Linked DNA regions of Homo sapiens: regions 2, 3, 4, 5 and 6 are each linked to region 1. The links are chromatin contacts, found by Hi-C in ENCODE. All regions are on one chromosome and are shown on one strand. Each heading gives the region's core, a stretch centred on a gene start or an enhancer-like site at or near the end of the contact. The rest is flanking DNA. Distances are from core to core; before and after follow the strand shown.

Region 1 (2,655 bases), core at 45-2,544:
CTCCCGGCCTCAGGTGATCCACCCACCTCGGCCTCCCGAAGTGCTGGGATTACAGGCGTGAGCCACCACACTCGGCCAGCGTTTTCCCTTAGACTCGAAATTTCGCTCCTATCGTCCCATCCTTGTAGTAAGAAAGTACTCTTTCTAAGGTTTAATAACAAATTTTACTCTTGGCAATTACAAGGAAATCGACTATATTAAAATAGCTAACGAGAGGAAATTACTGAAGCTACAAAGTCAAAGTCTCATAATCAAAGTTATCCTTGACAACTGACAAGAGTTGTTAGATCTTCTATTGGTCTTTCTGCTAATTCAACCCTAGTCTTAAAACAAAAATAGCCTCCTATTGCCTAATCCCTTGTACACACAAAACCACTGCACTTCGGTATTTCTAATACGAGAAAGTTTCTATATATCCAACCTTTCCTATCTTTGAGGGGCAGGCATGGTTAACGTGGTTCTCAGTAAGATATTCATTTACAACCAAGAGAAAATCCCAGGCTATCATCTCACATTCTTGTTTTACTTTAAAAACCTTTCTAACGTCATTTATTCTCTGACAACCTCAAAATTACTTTCTACAAAGCAAACTCTAGAAATCTAAAAATGCGAAGTGCGTGCTTGTGAGAAGGTACTAAGGAAATTCTTCCTTTAAACGTCAAATGTGAATTCTAACTTCTAATGAGTAAGACCCTCGAGATTTACAGCGGTGGTCTGGTGGAAAGAAAACCCTTGGCACTAGTAGCTCACAAAACCCCAGCCCATGGTTGAGGCGGAAGCGGCCAGATGCTCCCGGGCTTTCGACAAGCCGCCCTGGAAAGCAGGCCCGTCATCTTCAGCGGAAAGCTCTCTCACGTCTGGGCCCGCAAGCCCGGAGGGTTCGTCATAAACACACAAGGCAAGGATAGAAGCGAGGCCGAGGGGCTGGTCACGCAACTGTCAAACGAAGCCCACCCACCGACTGACAAGGCCCCAAGGGGACAAGCGATCCCCGCGCGGGATACTCACCCGTTACCTCAGGATCGCGACTACAACTCCCAGGAGGCTGCGCGAGCGACGGACCAACGCCCTTCCCAGAATGCAGCACAGCTGCATCCCTACCCCGCCCTCTCCTTTCTCCGCTCCTCCTGCTTTTCTACCCGTCGTCACCCGGGAGAGCCGGAGGTAGGGTTCGGGAGGAGGATCCCGAAGGCTCGGCGTGTCGCGTCAGACGCCGGGAGGGGGACGGGGCGGGGAGTAGTGGGGGAGAATGGGAGGACGAAGGGGAGGGGAAAGGACAGGGGAGGGGAGGGTAAATAGTGGGCCAGGCAGGAAGATGGCGGCGGTAGCGGAGGTGTGAGTGGACGCGGGACTCAGCGGCCGGATTTTCTCTTCCCTTCTTTTCCCTTTTCCTTCCCTATTTGAAATTGGCATCGAGGGGGCTAAGTTCGGGTGGCAGCGCCGGGCGCAACGCAGGGGTCACGGCGACGGCGGCGGCGGCTGACGGCTGGAAGGGTAGGCTTCCTTCACCGCTCGTCCTCCTTCCTCGCTCCGCTCGGTGTCAGGCGCGGCGGCGGCGCGGCGGGCGGACTTCGTCCCTCCTCCTGCTCCCCCCCACACCGGAGCGGGCACTCTTCGCTTCGCCATCCCCCGACCCTTCACCCCGAGGACTGGGCGCCTCCTCCGGCGCAGCTGAGGGAGCGGGGGCCGGTCTCCTGCTCGGTTGTCGAGCCTCCATGTCGGATAATCAGAGCTGGAACTCGTCGGGCTCGGAGGAGGATCCAGAGACGGAGTCTGGGCCGCCTGTGGAGCGCTGCGGGGTCCTCAGTAAGGTGAGCAACCCCTGGTGCCAAGGGACCCCTGGCCAGACTCACCTGCAGCGAGGCAATCCGCTGAGGCGGTGGGGTGGGGCTGGCGGGAGGCGCGGAACGTGCCGGGGTGCGAGGCTGAGTGTTGCTGCAGCGACTAGGGATGAGGCGGGGATATAGGGGCACTGTCCTTGTTGCCCGGGGGCTCGTCGGGGGCAGCCGAGGACCAGGGAAAGGGTGTATAAACCTGAGATCCAGTTTGGGAGGCCAGATGCGCGCCGTGACTTGGGACTTAGGGCGGCAGCTGTCCCGGGTGTAAGGAATCCGGGTTGGGCTTCAGCGGTGTCCGAACGACTGGGCATGGGAGCGGTTCAAGTCGGACCTCTTAAAAGAGGTTGGTCTCTCTGAGGATGCCAAGCCGAGTAGGTTGGGGGGCACTGCGGACGCAACTCTTTCGACAGAAGCTGGAGCGACTCAGCTTGGTGTTGAAATTTGAGGTGTTGAATTCTGCTAGGTTAGATGTAGTGAGACAGATGAATGTGGAGGACTTTCTCCCTCACCCTGTACCTTAGTTCAGAATAGAGATATTGAATCGGCACATGATGGGTACAGGAAATATTCATAGTAACTTGGAACATGTGAGAATGGAGACTGATCTTTAGTCCAGGAAGAGCATTACTTAATAATAAAATATTTTTGCGGTAAGGGGTCGAGGGTAAGGAAAAGATGTTTTATCTTTTATATATTTTTTAAAATCCCTGTATCAAAATTTTAGCAAAGCAGTCATTATAGGACTGCAGGTGGATGATCTCTTGATATTACATAGTTGTGGGGATTTTTTTTTTAAGTTTTTGCTGTAAGAAGATTC
Region 2 (2,655 bases), core at 59-2,558, 4.9 Mb before region 1:
AACTGTAGCACTATTCTATCATGTAACATTATGATTGAGGATAATTAATGCGGATTTGGCTTTATCTGTAATATAACTGTTTCAAAAGATACTTTGCTCATGTATAATCAAGAAGTCATTTTTATGAAGCTTTTTAAAAACATGGGGAAATGCTTACAACGTAATTTAAATCAAGGAAAGCAGACAATCCAACGATATAAAATCTCATCTCAAGAAAATGCACAGGGGAAAAAAAGACTCAAAGGAAAAAAGTCAAAATATTATAAGTAATTGATTACTATTACATGGTGGAATTATGATTGATCATTTTTCCTTATTCTTTATTCTATTTTTTCAATTTTTGCCACTAAGCATGCGGTTTAATATCCAGGAGAGGAAAAAAAGGAAGAAATTAGGCGAAAAATTATATATAGTTCTACTGGATTAAACCATTAAACTCCCGCCAACTCAAGAGACGACAAGCTCAAGTGAATAAATGGAGGAATCTGATTGAATCAACAAAGTGCCTATTTTTTGAATTGAAAAGATTAACTTAATATCAAATGTATGGACTGGTTTTCATACAAGTCAAACTAATAAGAAAGAACATCCTTAGTCTGGAACATAATATTTGCAATCACGATAGTACAAATAAGAGTTAAAAATAAGGTCCTCTTTTGGAGTTCTCAAAAGTACCAAAGGAAAGGCAGCGGGAAAGACGGCCACTGCATCCTTCTGGTCTCTAACCAAGAGAAAATGCATGGGTGCGGGAATGGACAGTGCGAGAGCACCGGCGGCGATGAGACTCCTCTGCGGGGACCGAGCCTCTGCCACTCCTGAAGAACCACAGTCCCCTCCGCAGTCGCAGCCCCTCCCCAGGCGGGACGGCGGCGCCAGGGCGCTTCTCCCTCCGTCCGCTGGGGTCTCTCCCCCAGGAGCGCCGAACACTCCGGCGGCCCGGGAGCGGGGAACCGGGCAAACAGCCGCCGTGATTGCCCTCCCGGTCCAGTCCGGTCTGGCCCTTCAGGCTCCAGGAGGGGACATCAGATTGGAGGGCCAGGGTTCCCCGGCCAGCTCCGGGGGCTCGGAAAAGGAATCGGTCGGGGCCCAGGCTCTGTCCCCAGAGGAAGAGGGCCAGACCCAGCGCCCAGGTCGGCGGGTCCAGCGGTCACCCCGCCCCCCTGTGGGAACAGCAGGGCTGAGGGGAGGCCGAGACGACCGGTCACGGGGGGCTCTTACCTCCCTACAGCCCCTGCGGAGCTTTTTGGGAACTCGACACGACGTCGCGCTGAGGAGTGAAGAGCTACCCCGGCCGGGAGTCCTGGGAGTGCCAGATCCCGGCTCAGGGCTTCTTTCCCCGCCCCACCGGGCAGCGCAGAGAGCGCAGGCGCAGAGGACGCTTTCCTCTTCGGCTCACACGCCCCCTCCCTCGGCATCCGCGGCCGTCTCCAGGCCCGGGGCGCTTGCGCACTACGACGCAGGTTCCGAGCCAAGGGCACTAGATTTCTTACCGGAAGTGCCTGAGTGGGTTGTTGGGTGACGGGGACGCCTGATGATTCGACCTTAGGTCGGGACTCGGTTCTCCACTCGACTGCGGGATCGGGAGGCCACTCGCGTCAGTGTCTGACTTCCTTTACCCTTCGCTAACCTAGAGGCAGCTTCCCCGGCTCCAGCCTTAGCCCTTTGCTGAGCCTGCGCGGCGTTCCGGTCTCTACTGGACAGACCCGCCTTCCCGGCAGCGGGCTAGGCCTGCTCTCCGCGCTGCTGGCCCCTCGGAAAACATAACTTTTTGTTTACTTCAAACTGATTTTACAACACGCTGCCCCCCCGCCTCCCCCGCTTCCCCCGCTTCCCCTTCCTCCTCCCGGCAGCAATAAAAATGCTCCCAGCCAACGCCGAGCTCCAAGCCCCTCCAGCTGACTGGACATTCCCAGCCACACTTTCCTTCCCTTCGCTGCGTTAGTTCTGCATTTTTATTTTAAAGCAGCTGGTAGAACAGCTGTCTCCCTGTCTAAAAGCAAAAGCTGACTTATCTGATGTAGAAATAAAATGTCACTCACTTGATGTATATTTGCTTGTTGAGTTTTGCTATTTTTACCACAAGTTTCCTATAAATTTAAATGAGACCCGGCGCGGTGGCTCACGCCTGTCATCCCAGCACTTTGGGAGGCCGAGGCGGGAGGATCGCTTGAAGTCAAGAGTTCCAGACAGGCCTGGGCAACATAGCAAGACCCTGTCTCTACTAAAAATGAAAATGAAAAAATTAGCCAGGCGTGTTGGCGCGTGCCTGTAGTCCCAGCTACTGGCTGGGAGTCTGAAGTGGGAGGATCACTTAAGCCCAGGAGGTCAAGGCTGCAGTGAGCTCTGATGGCAACACTGCATTCCAGCCTGAGCAACAGAACCAGACCGTGTCTCTAAAAAAATAAAAAATAAAAACAAGGGAAGAGACATACATGTGGGATCAGATACAGACAGATACAGGGAAAAAGCAGTTCCTCAAAGGTTAAACAGCTCACAGTTCATACTGATCTTTCAAAAATCGCAAGAATTGGCCGGGCGCAGTGGCTCACGCCTGTAACCCCAGCACTTTGGGAGGCCGAGGCAGGCGGATCACCTGAAGTCAGGAGTTCGAGACCAATCTGGCCAACATGGTGAAACTCCGTCTCTACTAAAAAT
Region 3 (2,655 bases), core at 98-2,597, 4.1 Mb before region 1:
GTTTTGAACAGGATATTCCTTTTGGTTAAGAATTAAATTACACCCAAGTGTTCAAAAAAATAATCTAGTCACATGGCTCCAAATGGGCATTTCTTAAACAACTCATAAACGGCCTATTTCACATGGAACCTGTTACAGGACATTTCCAGAACAGACATAATTAGGGCTATTCACACCAACAAAGTAACGTCACTATTACTGGCTATTAATCAGTATAAATTAATAGCCTTATGGCTGTTAATCAGTACGTGTTAGAAGCCTGGTGGTACTGAACCATACAATATGAAGATATTTACAAAAGTTACTATGTTACCTGTAATATAAAAACACAGATTTAGTAATCAGTTACAATCTCTTTCTTCACAAAATCATACACTGCACATGTGTTATTTAGCTTGTGTTTTACAGTTTCCCTTTGTTTCTTCTCTGTTCACCCTAATGAAAAATATCTGCTACTTTAAACAAAGAGTTGAAAGAGATAAGACAAGTAATTTAGAGAATCCATAAGTTTTGAGACATATAAGCCTTTCGTGTTCTCACCTTGAGAGACGAAGAGCTTTTCTACAAAGGCTGAACAAGAAAAGAAACGCACACAACAGTCTTAACCTGTGCATTTTCCTATAAAGTGAAAAGCTGAAGCAATTTCATGCCATTTAATTAAGGCTTAAAAGATAAATGCCTTTTAAATTTTTTAATTAATCCAGCTACGTACCTTAGTTCTTCACCACCCTTTGAAACACCATGCAAGGGTCCCAAGACTATCTTCCTCTTTTGGTCCTGGAGTGGTGGACGAGGCAGTACGCGAGGAATAGAAAACGAGTAAGCAAAGTAAGCGGTCCTAAGATTCTTCAAAATGTACAGCAGCCCAGATGCCGCCCATAAATTTGGAATAACCAAGAGATACTGCTGGAACCTCCCACGCAAAACAAAACGCTACCGTTTCGGAAAAGTTTCCCGTGCCCCGCCGCCGACCTGGGCCTACACTGCTGCGTTCCTCTCCGAAACCCCCTAAACTCACAGGTGTCCTCCGGGAAGGGCTAAGCAGGGCCTACCCGCACTGCCCGTTCAGAAGTTCTAAGGCCCGAGCTGGGCGTACTTGGTCGTAGCTTTCTCCCGAACCAAAGGAGGTAGTGGTGGCCCGTGGGACAGCTAGGCCCAGCTCCGGCTCCGGCTGAGATCTAACCCCCCTCACGGCTGCCAGGGGAGGAGCAACACAAGAAAAGGTAGGGGCTGCAAGGATATAGAAGGTTGGGGGCGGTGGCAAAAAGCGGAAGAGCAAAAAGTCGCCGAAAAAGCGGCGTAGAAAACCCTGTCAAAGACACCCGGAAGACCGACGTGACCCCGGATGAGAATAGGCAGCGGGGAGCGAAAGGTCACACTTCCGGTGGCCGCCTCCCTCCCACCCCCCAACCCCCCCCACCCCCCAACCCCCCCCACCCCCCCCACCCCGCCTATGAGCGCTTTGCTTGAATGCGCAGGCGCAAGACAGCCGGATTTGAAAGGAGTTTCTTAACTGCTGCCAGCACAAGTTGGGAAAGGGTTAGGACTGCACTAAGAGGGGTGGAGCAGGCAGTCGCCGGAGGGCCACTTCTGGGCCCCTTGCCTGAACTCACGTGCAGCCGTTCTAGCTGTAACAGACGTTTTCTGTGGGTCCTTCGTGTGTTGGCCGAGTGACTTGTCCCCAGAGAAGCCTTTCTTTAACCAGTGTTCCCCTAATCTTCTCCCCCGGAGCAACATTAAACTTTATCTGTTCTTTTGCCCCTCCAGTAACCTGAGAGCTTCTTTGGAAGGAAAATGCTTTCTTTGGCCGGACGCGGTGGCTCACCCCTGTAATCCTAGCACTTTGGGAGGCTGAGGCGGGCGGATCACGAGGTCAGGAGTTCGAGACCAGCCTGGCCAACATGGTGAAACCCCATCTTTACTAAAAATACAAAAATTAGCCGAGCTTGGTGGCGTGCGCCTGTAACCCCGCTACTCAAGAGGCTGAGGCTGGCGAATCGCTTGAACCCGGGAGGCGGAGGTTGCAGTGAGCCGAGATCGTGCCACAGCACTCCAGCCTGGGCGACAGAGCAAGACTTTGTCTCAAAAAAAAAAAAAAAAAAAAATGCTTTCTTTCTCTCTAAAGCCTGGACTTAGCGCCTTGCCCATAGTAATAGCTGGTATTCACTAATTCAACAAATATTTATTGATATCGCCTCTTGAGTGAGCTTTAATAATTTGTAGAAATGTCTAAATTGTTTAATAATGCAAATCTGTTAGCTGTATTCCTTTATTGTCCACTTAATGTCTATAAAATCTGACCCCTCAGGTTCTGAAATTGGTAATTTGTGTGTCATCTTTTTTTCTGATCGATCTGGTGAGGGGCTTCTCGGTTTACGGATCTCAAATCTCAAAGCCCGTTTTTGCTTTCTTGGATTTTCTCTACTGGTTTTCTGTTTTCTATTTTATTGATTTCTGCTCTTATGTTTATTGTTTCCTTTACTCTGCTATTTTTTAATTTTTAAATTTCTTGTTTTGTTTCTCTAGTTTCTTAACTCAGAAACTGATGACCATTAATTTTAGATGTCTCTTGTTTGTACAGGCATTTGGTGTGATAAGTGTCCCTCTATACTGTTTTAGCTACATTCCACATATTTTGATATATTGTATTTTCAT
Region 4 (2,655 bases), core at 49-2,548, 4.0 Mb before region 1:
ACACTTAAGAGATATTGTAATTACATATTATGTGGTCAAAACTAAAGAAGACGAAAATATGCTTGTGTTAATGAAAAAGGATTTGGTGCTCTTTCTTATTTTTAATTTTTAAATTTTAATTTAAATTCCACAGACTGAAACCCATATACTTTTTCTCTTTCTTGTTTTACTGGCTGGAGCCAAGTGTCATGGAACTCATATTCTTGATGAAGAGAAACTGAGAGGACACACTGGCATTTGCTATACGTGAACTAAGATTGACTCATTTTCCTATGTCAAAACTGCTATTTTGCAAATAAAATTACTATCCTTTATAACATTATTTCGTTTGCTTATTGCTCTGCTCTTTATTCTTTCGTGTTTCAGGTAACCACTAACAAAAAGTTTAAAAGTCGACTATGTCCAGAATGGCACTCTATAATTGAAAATTTAGGTGATTTTTCCGAAGTCCTGTTGGAAGCACATCTACCAGCAGTGTGATCAGGCTCTCCCTCCCACATTTCCCTGCTAGTCAGGACAAGAGAAGCCCGGGGGTGCTGCTGCAATAGCGGTGGGAGTGGGAGATAGGCTATTACCCGCTTGACACTGCACTTTTGCTACGAATGATTCACTCAGGTTTGGCACATTTGTTGCAAGGAAATCTCCTCCTCCCGCCGCTTCCTTGTTCGAGCTCCTCTCGGGCTGTCTCCTGTGCTTTGGCCTTTAAGGAGAAGTGAGAGCAGGTGGGCACACAGGAGCTCGCCGAGTCCTCCTCCCCCTGCTCCTTCCCTAATTTAGCAGTACTTCCGGCCGCGTGACATCATCCCCCGCACCTCGGTGACGTGAGCTGCGGGTGACGTGTGTGCGGAGAGAAGCGCGCTGACGTTGCTATTTAAAGGTCCTCCTGCGGGGAGGATGGAGACACAGCGCGAGCACCTGGTGTGGGGCGCGGAGGAGGCTGTGGCGGTCGGGAGCGGGGCCAAGAGCCAGAGGAGGAGCAGAGCGCACGGCCAGCCAGCCGCCAGCCTCTAGGGGAGGGGGGAAAAGAAGGACGAACGGACTGAGGGCCTGCCGCCGGCCCAGCTCCCCACGAGGGCCGCTCGGCCCCCCACCATCAGCCTCTCCGCCGCCTTGCGGCTGCTGCTTTCTCCCGCGGCCCGCTGCTCGCAAGGCCCGTCGGGCTCCCGGGACCAGTCCGCGCCCCAGCCCCCGGCCGCGGCTCCGCGGCGGCCACCGCCTCCCGTCCCTTCCCGCGAGCAGAGGGAGGGACCGCCCTCGCTCCCCGTTCTCTCCGCCCCCTTCCCGCCCCCCGCAGCCCACTCTGCCGCCGCGCTAGCTTCACGCCGGCGGCGCTGACCGGGAAAGCAGCACCCTCTTCTCTGCCAGCCGGCCGGCCGGCGGAGGCGGAGGCAGCGGCAGGCTTCAGGCCGCCGGGGCTGGCGCTGCTCTGCCCGGCGGTAGCCGGAGGCGGGCGCTGATGGAAGTGTGAAGAGGCGGCGGCGGGGCCCGGGGAATGTGAGGCGGCGCGTGGCGGCGGCGCGGAGCGTGAGAGACGAGGAGTAGGGGTGGGGGCGCTGGAGCGGCGGCTGCGCTTCGGCTTCGAGCCCAGCTCTCCTGGCCCCAACGCGGGCTTAGCCTCCCGCCTTGGCTCGGGCAGGCGCCCGTCGACCCTTCGGCCCCTTTCGCCCGCCCTGGAGCTGGGGGCAGGGTGCCAGTGGAAGCGTGGGGCTTGGCTCTGTGATTCATTCATTCTCCGCCGACGGGAGCCTCAGACCCGCTGTGCTCTGAAGAGAGGAGGGAAGAGGGGGCAGCCGCGAATGAAGGGCCGGGCACCAGCCGGGCTCCATTGTGCTCGGCGGCGGGGGGCGGGAAGGGGCTGAGGGAGGTGGGATCGGGTCCCCTCCTCCAGCTCTCCGGCGTGCGCTGCGCCCCCAGCCTGCTGCCAGCCTGGAAATGGCTCCGTTTATTCTCTTCGGGAGAATGAATCGATCCTGCCTAGCCTTCTCTTCGTCCTCCCCACCTCTTCTCTGCTCCGAGTCTTAGGAGGAGAAACATTTAAAAAGACAGATTCCAATGTGGAGTGCCGTGCAGGTTGCGAGCTGCCGGGTTTGCACTTCGAGGAGATTTTCCTGTGTAGTTTTTTTCCTAATGTGAGCGCAGGGAAGCCGTGGCATTACTGCTTTTGGGATTTTTATTCACGTGCACGTCGCGTTTGGTTGCTCGCTCCACCCCCGGAGACCTGGTGTGGTGGAGAAATTTGAACCCGCAGCCTTAGCTCCGAAAAGGCCGAGTTACCTGGCTCTCCCTGAGTGTCGAGGAGGACATGAGTGAAATGACCAGCGAACTCATTTTTTATAGGACTCGGTGAAGCCGGATTCTGCATTTCCCTACTTGTAGACTCATTTTGTGGAATAGAGTTGATCGCTGTCTCCTCCGCAAAGCATTTTAACTCGAATAAGCAAATGCCGCCTCTGTTTGAACGTTTTGGTATTTACAAGAGAGAAATCATTTTACCTAAGAGAACTAATTGAATTGGCAGCATCCTTGAAATACCTCCGGACAAGGATCTGGGGGTGGGGGTGGAAAAGCAACTGCGAAATAGCAGACGGAGAAATTCCTTTGGAAGTTATTCCGTAGCATAAGAGCTGAAACTTCAGAGCAAGTTTTCATTGGGCA
Region 5 (2,655 bases), core at 117-2,616, 3.5 Mb before region 1:
TTCCACTAGAGATTAAAGTGCATACAACATAAACTAATCTACTTCATGCAAAGAAAAAAAGTGTATGTAAGAGGCAAACATTTCATGTGTTAAAGGATTCTTGGGGAAAAAAAGGTAAAATCATGACCCTCATACAAATATAAAAGTGAATACATGATTTTATTTAACTCATTAATAAGGAAATTGGTAAGGTGTTAAAACCAATTCAAAGGACAATCCAAAGAACAGATCAGGAATACTAAAATAAATATGCAAGCGGAGGTGAAACTGTTTTCCTTGGTAGTGGTGGAGGGGAAGGATTGCTACTCCGCTGGATAAAGTTCATTTGTGTATATATAAATAAGAATTATTTTCCATTGTTATTTATCTATAACTTATAAAGTTGTAAACAACTTCCACGGAATCAGACTCAACCTGGAAGGGTATGGTCTCTAGGCAATGCAAAAATTTTCCCCTACACCTGTTAACAACTATAATATCTCCAGACAGAGTAGACAGAAAGTCTGGATGGCAACGGGAATCTACTGGTCATACGGCTAACTTCCTAATTCAATAAGCACGTGACTAAAGGATTTTTTCCTTCCACTCAGATATTTCAGGCTAACTAGATACTGTGTGCTTCTTAGTGTCACTGCTTAGTGGGGGAGCCAGCTCTGAGTGGGGTCATATCCGGACAAGCGAATGAGCTATTTATTCAATGACCACGCAACACTCCAAATCCTCCCAGGGCAACTTGAAAGTAACCGCACCTTCCAAAGGGCACCGTGCAATCAGACTGTGTGTTTGGCCTCCTGTTTGCTAGTGGGGAGGAAGCGGCTTCATGGGTGTACACTACGCATAAATGAATGTGAAAGGCTATTTAGACCTCTGCCTTTTCACCGTCCTCCCACCTGCCACAGGCTGGGCTCTTGTGCTAGAAATGACTTGCTAGCTAGACATCATGGTTCAGGATCTGAGTCAGAGGTTTAACCATTTATAAGCTTTTTTCTTATGAAAAATTGGCACTAATTATAATGTCTAACTGTCAGAGTTGTTGCAGGCTTTACAGGAGACGCGGGCTGTGAAGATGCTTTGTAAATTGTGAAGCGTTATTAAAGAACACATCTTTTTTTTTTAGGAAACCACAGTGCAAATTTAATTGCCGGGGAAGATAACGGGCCTTGGTGCCCTCCAAGCGTCAGCTGAGTTTCCAAGAAGCCGGGCAGCGGGCGCCCGCGGGTTCGTCTCTGGCTCCTCCTCCGCCACAGCAGCCGGGGGCCCGGGTCGGAGGCGGCGGGGGCCGAGCGCCCGGCCTCGCAAGCCCACGGCCCGCTGGGGGTGCCGTCCCGCGCCGGGGCGGAGCAGGCCCCGGCAGCCCAGTTCCTCATTCTATCAGCGGTACAAGGGGCTGGTGGCGCCACAGGCGCTGGGACCGCGGGCGGACAAGGATGGGTCCGCGCGGCGCGGCGAGCTTGCCCCGAGGCCCCGGACCTCGGCGGCTGCTCCTCCCCGTCGTCCTCCCGCTGCTGCTGCTGCTGTTGTTGGCGCCGCCGGGCTCGGGCGCCGGGGCCAGCCGGCCGCCCCACCTGGTCTTCTTGCTGGCAGACGACCTAGGCTGGAACGACGTCGGCTTCCACGGCTCCCGCATCCGCACGCCGCACCTGGACGCGCTGGCGGCCGGCGGGGTGCTCCTGGACAACTACTACACGCAGCCGCTGTGCACGCCGTCGCGGAGCCAGCTGCTCACTGGCCGCTACCAGGTACGCGGCGCCCCCGCCGCCCGCGCCGCCCCCGCCCCGCCTTTCGCCGGCGCCCTGCCGCTCCTACCCGGCCCTTGAGGCCGCGGGCGCTGGCAGGCGGGGCTCGGACCGCCGACCCAGTTATGGGTCCCGGCGGCTTCTCGCCCCAACCTCGCTCTTCCAGGCCGGCAGCCCGCCGCGGCCTCTGCGCATGCCCGGCTCTGGCGCCCCGCGGACCCGCGCCCCGGCCGCCGGGTTGGGCGGGTGGCTTTGTCTTTCGTTTTCTGAAGCTCCGGGCGAAGGGGTTTATGGGAATGCCGGGTGCTGGGCGCCGCGGCCGGCAGGCGGAGCGGTCCTGAGGTGGGAGGCTGGGGAGGGCGTGGGCTGGGAGCAAAGACGAGGGGAGAGGTAAAATGAAGGGGTGCTCGCCGTGGGTGCGACCCTGGCCCGTGGGAACCCAGCGGTGATAGGTTAGGAGTGTCCCACCAAAGATTATTTTTTTCCAGGTTCTCAACACCCCTGGAATGAAACCTGATGCTAGGTTGATTTTTCTTAGGCTGCTGACATTCCTTTCACATGTAACCTTGTATTGAACTCTTCTGAGCATCTTCATTATCGCTTTAAAAGCTTCCCTTTAGGAACGGCTCCACAGTTAACGAAGGAAATATAAATGTAGAGCGTGCATAGATGTTAGATGGCTAAGAATATCAAGAACATTTGCATAGCACTTTGTTGTTTTTAAAGTGAATTATTGAAACAGTGCATGAGGTAGTTGTTTTTACCCCGTTTTACAGACGAGGCAGGAAGCCTGTAAAGGCTCGTTGGCATAAGAATCGCACAGCTAGAAAGTGGTCAAGGCAGTGTCCGTTGTGCTTTTCCTGCATCCACTGGTCGTCCCGGGCTTATGAAATTGGCCTTTTTTCCCCTCAATCTGAAT
Region 6 (2,655 bases), core at 68-2,567, 3.2 Mb after region 1:
TGATCTAGATAAGGTCCATACCTTGCAATGTGTTGAGTTGTCTCAACTATCTTAGTTTGTAAGTTTTTTGCAATTTATTTATTGAACAAAACAGGTCTTTTTTGGAGTTTCCCACATTCTAGATTTGCTGATTTCATCCTTATTGTGGTGTTTAGCGTGCTCCTCTGCCTTCCATATGTCTTGTGAAACTGGTAGTTGGAGAAAGGGGCTTGATCAGATTCAGGACTTTTTATTTTGTCTTTTGGTATAAATACTTCATAGTAAGTGTTTACTTGTGTCAGTAAGCACACAGCATTTGATTGCCCCTCTGCGAAGTTAAAGGCCATTCATGATCTTTACTTAGATTTGTTATTTCATTTGAAGCTGCATACTATTGCTGTTTAAATTTTATCATTTCTTTTCATTTATTATCTAGGAAATTTTTATGACAGAACTTCCATTCATCAACAGTTTACTTACCCTGAAATAGTTTGTATATGAGTTAGCTTTCAAAATAACTTGCAAAAATGATGAATGAGGACTTCTTAAAATGTCATTAAGAACTCATAGATTTAAATAATTGAGACATTTTAATCCATTGCTGTTGATACTTTTATTGATAGGGCCATAGTTCAACTGTGCTCTGTAGAGCCCTGGGCTTTCCTACTTCAATCAGATTTCAACTTTTGATTGTTTCTGTACTGGGCTTCCCTTTGGCTAAAATAAACACTGAGTTAAAGCATTGTCTCTGGAATTCCTCCACTAACTTGCTGATTTGTTGGGGAGGTACAGGGTAAAAGTTATCAACATTTACTAGTTAACAGAATAGGATCCACTGTGAACAGGACTCAGGAGAAAACCACTGGGGAACTGGGTAGGGTGTTGGTAGGAGGGCAGGCCTCATGGGGAAGCTCCTTGAGTTCCATGAGAGGAAGTTTTCTTGAGTCTTTCTGACAAGGAGCGAGCACTCAGGTGACTTGAGCTGAATTCAGGATTCATGAGCCCTACTGGATTAAATATTTTATTTGTGATTTTTCACATCACAAAGTATAGGACACATTTTGGTTTGGGTTACTGTTTTGCTTGTTTGTGTTGGTTTCTCTTGGTTTGTTGGTTTGTTTTCTGTTGGTTTGTTTTTGGAGAACCTCCTTTTTGAATCCAAAGAGTATTTCCTTGACACATTTGCATTCAGGTCTGTCTCTTACAGACACTTCTTCCATTTTAGCTGAGATTTAGTTTTGCTGTGTCATTTCAGCTGTAGAGGCCTTTGGCTTTTTGCATGAATATTTCAGATCCTGCTCTTGAGGCCTGATGGAGATTTTCTGAAGTCTGCTTTCTTAACTTTTGTCAGTTCTGTATTTGCATCTCTGTGGCATCTATTCATTTTCCAGTTTCCATATTTGCCAAGTTCTAGAGATGGGTCTGACTTGTGCACATCACCGTTCTTTAGTCTCATTAATATATATGTACACAAAGCTTGATTTCATGTTTTTCCTTTATTGGATTTATTTATGTTAAAGCTTCTGGTGACAGACAAATAGAAGGAAGTCTAAAAATCTATGTCCAAATTGGTTGCTAGGCTAGTTTTCCATACTTCCTTCTGTATATTCAATGCATGATATATGTCATGTGTCCTCGTTTTTCTTTTAAAATGTGGGAAACAAAAACAGTTTCAGCCTGTATTTTTCAAGATCAGTTCTTCTAGGAAGGACAATAATAATCTGTACCTGTTTCTTTATTATATAAATTAGGTAAGGTATGCAGATGACCATAAGCCCAGAAAGAGTTTAGTGTTGCCTGAAAGGTTAACAGTAATGTGCAGTTATGTAGAAAAGAAAAACTGAAACCATTTCTCACCTGAAGCTAGAAGGATTCAATAAAGGATTCATATTTTTCTTCAGTGACCTTCATTATCACAACTTTGCCCCAGAGACCACACTCTTTTTTAAGAGGCTTGTTTTTCAACACATCTGTACTACAGATTTTGTGGTTATGTACTGTGAAGCTGTGTTACTTTGGTGTGCACCAGGTTAAAATTATCTTGGCAAAATGAATTTTTGGTCATTATGTAGTGACCCACATAATCTATAAAACTGCTTTTTGCCTGTAATCTATTGTGTCTGATATTAATACAACTGTACCAGCTTTATTTTGGCTTCCTAGTGTGTTTTTAATAATTTTCAACTCTTCTGTGTTTATATGATTTATATAGCTAGCTTTTATATTTTTAACCAATCTGACAATCATTATCTTTTAACTAGAAAATTTCGTCTATTTACATTATCATTTCATGATTACCAATATAATTGGATTTATTTCTGTCACATTTTGTGATTGGTTTCATCTTTCTTTTTTTTCTTTATTTTTTATTTTTGGATTGATTTTTACTTTTGGATTGTTTTTGTTTTTTACGTTTTTTTCCCCTCCACTGGTCTGGAGATTATATCCTCTACTTTTTTAGAGATTGTTGCCCTTTAACTTCTAAAATGCATATCTAGCTTAAATTGTAATGCTCATCACACTCTACTATCCTTTAGGACACCTTAGGTCCACACACACACATCTAACCATATGCTCTTGTCTAATAATAAAGTTTTATCCTTTAAAACACATATAACATTATTTTAAACAGTCAGTTCCCCCCCAATTTAACCAATTTTATTGAGTTCTAAAAAT

What was found. Hi-C counts contacts between places; a loop is a spot of excess contacts on that map. Pooled maps may share reads with other maps.
Region 2: a map of CD8-positive, alpha-beta T cell shows a loop between it and region 1 (24-fold over the local background). The contact joins the promoter of ZFYVE16 here to the promoter of CERT1 in region 1. A Hi-C loop is called at or near these places in 2 of 168 maps with a recorded cell type or tissue (CD8-positive, alpha-beta T cell and naive thymus-derived CD4-positive, alpha-beta T cell) and 12 of 50 pooled maps.
Region 3: a loop to region 1 is called in a map of CD4-positive, alpha-beta T cell, with 7 times the contacts of the local background. The contact joins the promoter of TENT2 here to the promoter of CERT1 in region 1. A Hi-C loop is called at or near these places in 4 of 168 maps with a recorded cell type or tissue (B cell, CD4-positive, alpha-beta T cell, CD4-positive, alpha-beta memory T cell and 1 more) and 9 of 50 pooled maps.
Region 4: a map of CD4-positive, alpha-beta T cell shows a loop between it and region 1 (6-fold over the local background). The contact joins the promoter of HOMER1 here to the promoter of CERT1 in region 1. A Hi-C loop is called at or near these places in 2 of 168 maps with a recorded cell type or tissue (CD4-positive, alpha-beta T cell and CD8-positive, alpha-beta T cell) and 6 of 50 pooled maps.
Region 5: a loop to region 1 is called in a map of B cell, with 10 times the contacts of the local background. The contact joins the promoter of ARSB here to the promoter of CERT1 in region 1. A Hi-C loop is called at or near these places in 3 of 168 maps with a recorded cell type or tissue (B cell and naive thymus-derived CD4-positive, alpha-beta T cell) and 10 of 50 pooled maps.
Region 6: a map of naive thymus-derived CD4-positive, alpha-beta T cell shows a loop between it and region 1 (10-fold over the local background). The contact joins the enhancer-like site here to the promoter of CERT1 in region 1. A Hi-C loop is called at or near these places in 2 of 168 maps with a recorded cell type or tissue (CD4-positive, alpha-beta T cell and naive thymus-derived CD4-positive, alpha-beta T cell), 2 of 37 single-sample maps with no recorded cell type and 8 of 50 pooled maps.

What each region holds. Positions count from the first base shown.
Region 1 is chr5:75,510,268-75,512,922 of GRCh38, reverse strand. CERT1 (ceramide transporter 1) reads left to right here and starts at 1,294. Exons shown (of 17, transcript NM_001379029.1): 1 at 1,294-1,811. The coding sequence starts at 1,716. POLK (DNA polymerase kappa) reads right to left here and starts at 1,032. Exons shown (of 15, transcript NM_016218.6): 1 at 1,009-1,032. RefSeq lists enhancers at 738-1,117, 1,868-1,937.
Region 2 is chr5:80,406,717-80,409,371 of GRCh38, reverse strand. ZFYVE16 (zinc finger FYVE-type containing 16) reads right to left here and starts at 1,308. Exons shown (of 19, transcript NM_001284236.3): 1 at 1,219-1,308. RefSeq lists a silencer at 708-827 and an enhancer at 548-1,346.
Region 3 is chr5:79,611,133-79,613,787 of GRCh38, reverse strand. It overlaps TENT2 (terminal nucleotidyltransferase 2), which reads right to left and starts at 1,347. Exons shown (of 15, transcript NM_001114394.3): 1 at 713-1,347. It overlaps LOC124901014 (a long non-coding RNA gene), which reads left to right and starts at 1,451. Exons shown (of 2, transcript XR_007058840.1): 1 at 1,451-1,646; 2 at 1,768-2,317. RefSeq lists an enhancer at 543-1,742.
Region 4 is chr5:79,512,777-79,515,431 of GRCh38, reverse strand. It overlaps HOMER1 (homer scaffold protein 1), which reads left to right and starts at 1,298. Exons shown (of 9, transcript NM_004272.5): 1 at 1,298-2,655. RefSeq lists enhancers at 576-765, 474-1,021 and a silencer at 1,016-1,725.
Region 5 is chr5:78,984,021-78,986,675 of GRCh38, reverse strand. ARSB (arylsulfatase B) reads left to right here and starts at 1,366. Exons shown (of 8, transcript NM_000046.5): 1 at 1,366-1,739. The coding sequence starts at 1,428. RefSeq lists a silencer at 1,184-2,043.
Region 6 is chr5:72,303,978-72,306,632 of GRCh38, reverse strand. All of the region lies in intron 2 of MRPS27 (mitochondrial ribosomal protein S27), which reads left to right. Among named protein-coding and RNA genes, the nearest start is that of MRPS27, 15 kb to the left of the region's middle. Within about 2 kb of position 1,317, at least 2 of the 41 ENCODE cell types and tissues checked have a DNase peak (open chromatin) inside an H3K27ac peak, as active enhancers do.